3 separate regions of the Homo sapiens genome follow, and regions 1 and 3 are each linked to region 2. A link is a contact called in ENCODE Hi-C or POLR2A ChIA-PET data. All regions are on one chromosome and are shown on one strand. Each heading gives the region's core, a stretch centred on a gene start or an enhancer-like site at or near the end of the contact. The rest is flanking DNA. Distances are from core to core; before and after follow the strand shown.

What was found. A loop is a pair of places that touch in the nucleus more often than their neighbours do. ChIA-PET counts read pairs that join two places held with the same protein, here RNA polymerase II (POLR2A). Pooled maps may share reads with other maps.
Region 1: a loop to region 2 is called in a pooled map, with 3 times the contacts of the local background. The contact joins the enhancer-like site here to the promoter of IRF2 in region 2. A Hi-C loop is called at or near these places in 3 of 50 pooled maps. POLR2A ChIA-PET finds 5 or more read pairs at or near these places in 2 of 52 experiments (B cell and activated naive CD4-positive, alpha-beta T cell).
Region 3: a pooled map shows a loop between it and region 2 (4-fold over the local background). The contact joins the enhancer-like site here to the promoter of IRF2 in region 2. A Hi-C loop is called at or near these places in 6 of 50 pooled maps. POLR2A ChIA-PET finds 5 or more read pairs at or near these places in 6 of 52 experiments (GM10248, activated CD4-positive, alpha-beta T cell, activated CD4-positive, alpha-beta memory T cell and 2 more).

Annotation. Positions count from the first base shown.
Region 1 is chr4:184,667,457-184,670,156 of GRCh38, forward strand. The region is part of intron 6 of PRIMPOL (primase and DNA directed polymerase); the gene reads left to right. Among named protein-coding and RNA genes, the nearest start is that of PRIMPOL, 19 kb to the left of the region's middle. Within about 2 kb of position 1,260, at least 4 of the 41 ENCODE cell types and tissues checked have a DNase peak (open chromatin) inside an H3K27ac peak, as active enhancers do.
Region 2 is chr4:184,473,107-184,475,806 of GRCh38, forward strand. It overlaps IRF2 (interferon regulatory factor 2), which reads right to left and starts at 1,444. Exons shown (of 9, transcript NM_002199.4): 1 at 1,273-1,444. It overlaps IRF2-DT (IRF2 divergent transcript), which reads left to right and starts at 1,696. Exons shown (of 1, transcript NR_186573.1): 1 at 1,696-2,700. RefSeq lists silencers at 1-522, 603-652, 1,463-1,582 and enhancers at 1,613-1,802, 2,153-2,482.
Region 3 is chr4:184,228,684-184,231,707 of GRCh38, forward strand. No RefSeq gene overlaps it. Among named protein-coding and RNA genes, the nearest start is that of ENPP6, 12 kb to the left of the region's middle. Within about 2 kb of position 1,533, at least 3 of the 41 ENCODE cell types and tissues checked have a DNase peak (open chromatin) inside an H3K27ac peak, as active enhancers do.

The DNA of each region.
Region 1 (2,700 bases), core at 10-2,509, 190 kb after region 2:
TGTGCCACCATGCCCGGCTAAGTTTTTGTATTTTTAGTAGAGGCGGAGTTTCACCAGGTTAGCCAGGATGGTCTTGATCCCCTGACCTTGTGATCTGCCCGCCTTGGCCTCCCAAAGTGCTGGGATTACAGGCGTGAGCCACCGTGCCTGGCCGAAAGTGAGACTTTTAATAACGGCCTTACAAGATTGGGTGTCTGGTAGACAGGCACATTCAGGGCAGTTACAGCAGGTAATTTATCTCCTAGCACGCAAGTCCCTCCCCCAGTTCCTCATTGGCTGAGTACTATGGGGTTAACAATCTTTCCAGACATCACCTAAGTTTCATTATCCCCCTTATAAGGTTATACCCCATCCCCTTCCCCACTTGAGTTTTGATTTTCCAATAACAAACTTTCTTCCTTTTTATGGGCTGACCCCTCCTCTACATTCTGTTCACTTATTAAGACTTTCTAGGTGCATGAGCCGTGTGGTTTGTTACATTTGCAGGCTGGCTGCCGGTACTTAGATTTATCATGGCTTGAAAATGAACCATTTAAAATGTTTTCTCACAATCCTTCAGATATTAGTAATGGTAGAGTCCATCTTTGACCCTCTTCCCACTCTATCCTCACCCTTGATGATCAGCCACCATCATGGCTTTGATATGCATCTATGTTGATGACTCTGAAATCTTTATCTTCAGCCCAGATTGTTCTAGACGTCAGACCCATCCAGCCAACTGCCTCTAAACACTCCCCACACAGATGGTTCCAACTTGGCATGTCCTGTGCTGAGCTCCTCATCCTTCCCCAGAGTCACATCTTCTCCGTGATGTGTGTATCAGTGAGTGGTGTCACCAGTTACCCAAGTAGACACGTTGGTATCATCCTTGCCCTCTCTGTGCCTCTCGCCCTACTTAGCCAGTCAGCTGGCTAGAGTGCGCTGATTCTGCCACCTGTGTGCCTCAAACCCTCCAGTGATTATTCGCTGCCTTCAGGCAAAAGCATGGATGCCGTAGCTTGCAAAGCGAGGCCCGCTGTGCTCCAGCCTCATCTTCTGCCACCCTGCCCTTTGCATTCAGCTCCTGTCCTGGGCCACATTTCCTCTAGTCCATGGGCCTTTGAACCTTTTGATGCTGCTGTCTAAACCGTTGTGCCTCCAGATTCACCTGGCCTGTTAGGATTCTGTAGACGTCAAGCTATGTGAGAAGCTGTTTCTGTCATATCTCAAACCCTAAGCCTTACTTGGATTAGTGTTCCTCTGGGTTGCAGAGAACGTCCAGGGCTTATGGTGTCAAAGCATTTACCACTTCCTGAGGTCATTTCCTGTTTTCTTTGTCATCTCCTCTATTCTACTTAATGTTTCTCTAGGGCAGGGACTGTTTCTTACTTTGGTATTTCCAGAGCTTAGCCCATAATAAAAATATCATTATCAATAATATTACTAATAATATTATTAATTACTAATATTATTAATTATTAAAAGCGATTATAAATACAAGTCGGCAGCCTCATCTCCCGCCACCCTGCCCTTTTCATTCAGCTCCTATCATGGGCCACATTTTCTGTAGCGCTTGGGCCTTTGCACTTGCTGATGCTGCTGTCTGACACGATGTGGTCTGTTCACCTGGTCCTCCTTACCATTCGTGCATTCATTCAGAAGGCATTAATAAATACCTTTAGGGACTTGTCCTAAGGCTGCACAACAAAGGCTTTTTAAGCAGTTACATGTGCCAGGCACTGTGCTAAGTCCTTAGTTTCATTTTCTTGTTTACTCCTTACAGCAACTCCAAAAGGTAGGTGCTGTTGTTACTCCTGTTAAGCAGCTGGGGAATGTTAAGGTTTAGATTTGACCAAAGTCACAGAGCTGGCAGATGGCAAAGCCAAAACAGACACTGAGCTGTCTCTGACTCCAGCCCCCGTGCTCGCTGCCTTTCTGCAGTGTGTGGCCTTCATGCCCAGTGGTATCTGAATAAATCCCTTCCAAATGAAGCGTGAATAGTGAGGAGGGACTGCCGTCAGGGTGTGGAGGCAGAGTGCCAAACAGGCTGTTTCTTTGCTTGCCGTGTACTGGTCATCGTCTGCTCCATGGCTACTAGCCACAGGCCGAAAGCTGAGAATCTCTTGCTCAGGAAGAAGGAGAGAATAGAAATTTGTGAGGTACCAGCAGTTTCTGCTACAGGTATCTTCTGAAAGCAGATGGCATTCATCTGGGCTTTCAGTAAGATTTCATTGTATAGTCAAAGGTAAGAAAGCCTTTACAGTCAGAACAACATAAGCAAAACTATAGAGATAAGAGTGCGTGGCTCATTTGGGGACAGTGAATGGTCTAGTGTGGCTAGAGAGATGCGATCAGGCCTTCTCCTGGGCTGCCAGCTCAGCCCCTTTCCCCTAGAATTAGGAGCTGCCAGAGCCAGAGGTGCAGAGAATATGAAGTAATTCAGAATTTTTCCTTGTTTCTTCCTTTAGTGTGTCTTTTGATGACATTTCTAGTTGCTATTGTCAGCCTTTCAGAAAAGAGAATTCAGTTAAATGTAAGAGATCATAGATCTTGATCTGCCTAAAAATACTCTTCTGCCAGTTTGCTGTCATACCTGAAATTTCTATGACTGACTAGTCTTTTGAGTTATTTCCAGCAAATTAGATAGTTCCTGTCCTCATGAGGGTTGGGGGCAATAAGATCCTGGAAGGGAAGTAGAAAGCAGTGTGGTTTGCTGGACCA
Region 2 (2,700 bases), core at 194-2,693:
GGTGGGCGAGCCCTACCGGCGAGGCGGAAAGGAAGTGGCGGCCGCCGCGGCTTTGCACCAACCATGTTCGGCCAGCGGGCGAATGTCACCCGGCGCCCGGAGCCGGGTCGGAGGGCACGGGGCGGGCACTCGCGTCCCCACCCCGCCGCGGCCCGCGCCCCGGGACCCCGAGGGGACGCCGGCCCCCACTGCGCCGCTCGGTCCCCGGAGGCTCCCCGCCCCCACCTCGCCCGCTCCGTAGCCGAGGCGGGTCAGGCCCAGCGCGCGAGGCCGGCCGGGGGCGCCTGCGGGGACCCGGGGGCGCACGGCGCTAGGCCGCGGCCCGGGCGGCTGACCCCTCGGCACGGTGCCTTCCTGGGACGCGCCGCCCGAGCCCCTGGCGCGCTGGGACAAGTGCAATGACAAAGCCCCAGGGCCCGACCGGGCGCTGGCCGGCGGGAAGGAGGACGCGGCGTCCCTTCTGAGCGGCGGCGGCGGCGGCCCAGCCCCCAGGAAGCAGGGCGCGTCGGCCAGGCCCGGCGCCCGGCCCGGCTCCGAGCCCGCCCTCCCGCCCCGGCCGCTGGCACCCGACGCCCGCGACCCGACCCCGAGCCCGGCAGGCAGGCGAGCCCCTGGACCGCCGCGGGGCGCCCCAGCAAGTTTCCTCTGGCCGTGGCTGGAGGCGCTCCTCCCGGCCGGGGAGCGGTGCCTGCTTATTTACGCTGGAGGCAGCCTGGAGAGGCGCCGCCGCGGGCACCGAGAAGGACCCGCTCCCCTCCTTCGGATCCGGTGGCGGCGGTGGCTGCACACACACACACGCGCGCACACACAAACACGCACATACACACAATTTTGTTTTAAATGAGGCCCGACTCCAGCTGACCTGCACCCCCACACACAACACCTGGGGCGCAGAAGCACACACAGCAGGTCTGTGTCCATGGAGCCACCTCTCCGCATCTGCAAATCCAAAAGTGAAATTAAACCTCCACCAACCTCCTCCTCCTCCTCCCTCTCTACCTCCTCCTCCTCCTCCTCCTCGCAGCCTCAGCAGCCCCAGTAGCAGCAGCAACAGCAGCAGAACCTGCTTCCCCTAAAATCAGATGATCCATAATTGCGCCGACTGTTCCTCCAAAAATCAGTATTAATATTTATGAACCCCGGCATTTTCCGTCTGCAAAACATCGTGTCAAGGCATCAGGACACGCATACACACACGGCCCCCCACAGTCCCCAGAAACATGCCCTCGAGAGAAACACACACAGTCACAACTATTATTTGAAAAATGTTACCTCTCAGTGTGCTTTTTTCACGCTACCAATACAATTCCGCAAGGTATAAGTGTTGCTAGGGTATGTGAAATGGAAATGAAAGCCCGTCAGTTGAATAATCGCAGGAGCAAAACTAAAAGTTACTCCCCGGCTTGCCTGAGAACAGTCCAGATCGAAAGCAAAACAAGGAGAGGAAACTGCGAAGAGCCGCGGCTGGAAATCCCCCCACCCCCCGCCCTCCTCCGGCCGCGCTCCCTCCCTCGCCTCCCCTCTCCGCCCTCCTCCCTCCGCCCTTCCTCCCCAGTGTTTGTTTCAAGCTTGTGCAACCGGGAGGTGGAGGCGGAGGGAGGGCGCGAGCGGCCCGGCCGGGAGGTGCGGAAGTTCGCCGCAGCAGCTCATTGGCGGGCAGCGCCGCTTTCATCATTTCTCGGAAAAGTCAATTTCATTTTCGCTTCCCCAGGTCGCGGCGGCGGGAGCAACAAGCAGCGGCTCGTGAGTCCGCGGCTCGCACCCAGGGGCGCCCGCACGTGCGGCTAGAACGTCCGAGTCGGGGTCCGGGGCGGGGGGCGCAGGCCCGCGGCGGTAGGGGAGGAGAGCGGGCACCCGAGTCTCCATCCTCAGGGTGGCCTGAAGGTTCCAGGAGGGCGTCCGGCGAAGGCACGGGGCTGCGACCATCCAGTTAGCAGGGCTGGTGTGACTGTTGAGAGTAAATGAAAATTCGTTTTGTGACACCGACCACCTCCAAGGAATGAAAGGAGCAGTCAGCCGAAACGACAGCATTACTTGCGTCCTTACCTAATTGGAACCTTATCCGTGGCTGAGGGTGCCACCATTGGAGGGGCCGCCGCCCCCTCTGACACCACCTGGCGCTCCGCTCCATTTAGGAGCTAGAACGAAAAGGAGGCCCATCCCCCAGTAAGTCACAGCCCACGCCAAGATGAGTTCTGGAGCCTGTGCGACCGAAGTTTCTTCACCGCAGGGCGAGGTGGACAAGGGTGTGAGTTACTTTGACTTCAAGACGTCTCAGTGGCGGCTGGTTCTGGAGAGAGGCTTTATGCTGGAGCACTTCCAGCAAAGTTCGGCTGGGGCCTCCTTAACTCACTGGCTGGTCACCCTTGGCCTCGGTTTTCAACCAAAGCCTAAGGCCTCAGTTTTCAACGCTGTAAATGGAAATAAATGAGAGAAGAAAGTACAGCCCGTGTGACAAGTGCAGCAAGCAATGCAACTTCCTTGGGACCTACCCTTTGTGGTCCCTTGCTTTAAAAGTATAGATTCACATTTAGTTAGACCTGTTTCTTCCTCGCATGCAATTTCACCAGTCTTTTCCCAGACTTCTGTACTCAACAGAGGAAGTTCCTTCCTGGGAGACCATAGCTGTTTGTATGTAAAGAGTTGCGAAAAAACAAAAGCAAAACAAAAAACTCCAACACCTCTCTGTCACAGAAGTAT
Region 3 (3,024 bases), core at 283-2,782, 240 kb before region 2:
GACCCTTTTCTCAAAGAAGGTAACATTTACAGGTTCCAGGAATTAGGGTGTGGATATATCTTTTTGGAGGTGGGGCAGGAAACACCATTCAACTCAATGCATGTCACTCCCCTGCTCGAAGCCTTCCAATAACTTCACATTCTACTCAGGGTGGAAACCAGGGTGTTTCAGCTGGGCTTGGTGGCGCATGCCTGTAATCCCAGCTACTCGGGAGGCTGAGGCAGGAGAATCGCTTGAACCAAGGAGTCAGAGGTTGCAGTGAGCCAAGATTGCGCCACTGCACTCCAGCCTGGGCGACAGAGCGAGACTCCGTCTAAAAAAAAAAAGAAAAGAAAAAAAACCGAGTGTTCATTGTGGTCAACCAGCCCTATACTACCTTGCCTCCCATTACACTGACCTCCTTTCCTACTAATCTCAATCATGCGTGTGTCCCACTTGCAATAACCTCCTTGTTGACAGTAGCTCAAGCCAGATATTCTCTGCCTCTGGGCCTTTGCACTGGCTATTTCCTCTACCTGGGAATGCTCTTCCCCCCGCATCCACATAGCTCCCTCACTTTCTTCAAGTCCTTGTTTACATGTCATCTTCTCAATGAGGTCTAATCCCATCTAAAGTTGCAACCGCACATCCTGAAAAGCTTATAATGCTTTTTATGGTTTGTAATATTTAATAGGTTTATCACCTTTTAATACACTATATAGATGACTTCTTTATTATGGTTATTGTTTATGGTCTGTGTCCACTTACCTCTGGCTCTAATGTTAGCTCAGTGAGGGCAAAGATCTTTGTTTTATTCACTGTGTATTCCAAGAGCCTGGAACAAAATAAGGCTCCCTAAGCACTTGTTGAATAAATGAATCTGTTAAGTGGATCAGGGTCTCTGGTGCCCAGTGGAGAAAAGTAGTATGGTGGGGTGACCAACTTGTTCTGATCTGCCTAAGAGTTTCCTGGTAATAGCACTGAAAGTCCCATGTCCCAGGAAAGCCATCACTCCCGGGCACACTGGGATGGGGGATCACCTAGAATTTGGGGGGAAGTGGGGTGATTGTAAGGGCAGTCTGCTTGTTCTATCAATTGTTCTGTGAATTGCATGATAGATGGAGAACCAGTGGAGGACTAGTGAAACCCTCCCCTCAGTACTGAAGACAGCAAGCCACAAAGAACATTTTAAAAGCTTCCAGAGATAAAAAGCAGATAGTATACACAAGAACAAGAATTAAGCTAGCCTTAAAACTGTCATGAAAATTTGAGGGGTCTGATGAAAATGTTCTCAAGCCTTCAAGACCCCTTTACTCTCTTTGTCTCTCTCTCTCTCTCTCTCTCTCACACACACACACACACACACACACATACACACACACACAATGAACATTCTCTTGGAAGATGTATTCTTCAGAAGGGAAACAAATTCACGAGTTGCTTCAAGTACGTATGATCAAAGGAAGAAAGGAGGAAAAGAGAGTCCCTAACAACCCAGTCTATGATCTCTGGATCGCACGGGGCAGCCTCTCTGTGGTGGCTTCAACCCTGTGGGACTCTTGCTTGGCTGGAAGCCAAGCCTCCAGCACCGTGGCTAGGACCAGGGAGCTACGCAATAACTCCGCTTCCGTAACCACTGTTTCCTGGGGGCAGGAACTTAGAGAGTCTCAGACTGCTGAATGCTTCTTCCTGTAACTAAGACCTGGAGCACAATTCGGGGAAGGAACGGGTGAGGTCCCCAGAAGATGCTGGGTTTGGGCACGAAACCGCAGAGCCCCTCTCTCCCTGCCAGCCCCCGGCCAGCCAGAAAGCCCAGAAAGCAGCACTGGATCTGAGAGATGTGGGCCCGTTGTCAGCTTCCACCTTCTCTCCCTGGACTCTACCCGCCCAGATACTGGAGGGACTACATAGGCCCATTCATTGCAAAGAATGTCCCCTAGTCCTTCTCAGAGAGGGCAATGTGGGGCCATTTCACTGCAGCTCCTGGATGAGGAGACAGACCGCACTGCTCGGCACAGCAAATCACTAAACCCTGCCCTTAGCCCCCAGGAGGAGGTGAGGTTTCCAGATACACAAATGCTCAGCCCTCCTGCCTTCCATCCTGTGGGTCCCAAACCTGGGCATTTGTGAGAGAAAATAATTCCACCTCCGAGTATAAATTGCTTTTAAAAAACAAAAGTCCCAGCTGGGCATGGTGGCTCATGCCTGTAATCCCAGCACTTTGGGAGGCCAAGGCGGGTGGATCACCTGAGGTCAGGAGTTTGAGACCAGCCTGGTCAAGATGGTGAAACCTGGTTTCTACTAAAAAGAAAAAAATTAGCTGGATGTGGTGGCACGCACCTGTAGTCCCAGCTACTGGGGAGGCTGAGGCTGGAGAACCGCTTGAACCCAGGAGGCAGAGGTTGCAGTGAGCCGAGATCATGCCACTGCATTCCAGCCTGGGTGACAGAGCAAGACTCCATCTTAAGAAAAAAAAAAAAAGGAAGTCTTTTTTATTCTAAGCATTGTTTCCAATATGCAAAAATAAGGAAATCTTTCCATTAGGGAAATCTTTCCATTAGAGAAATCATGTATATAGTTTTCAAAGCTCTTTCATTTTTTTTGAACCTCAATACAAATAGGTAGGGCCATTCTCACTTTTCTCTGTTTATAGATGAAAACATTGATATCTAGAATTAAATGTGCTTGCATTTATGCACTGTTATTTCCTTAAAATAGTGTCACAAAAATTATAATAAAATCACTGTATAAGCAAATTTTGAATTCAAATACCCCAGAAAAAATAAAACACTACATAATTCCAAAGCTGAAAGCCAGTGAATTGTAAAATGTTTTTATACTGTTGCCACAAGCTACCACCATATGAACAGGAAAACAGAAATACCAGCCCCCGCTTTCAGTGTCCTAGAAATCATGCTGCTATTTCAGGTGTTGGAACTTCCAGGAGGGATTTCTGTGTGTGGTTGTGAGGCTGGTCTAAGCAAATTTGTCCCTTTACCAACTGTCAGGTTGTTGTGGTGGACACCGGTAGCCTACCAGGTTAGA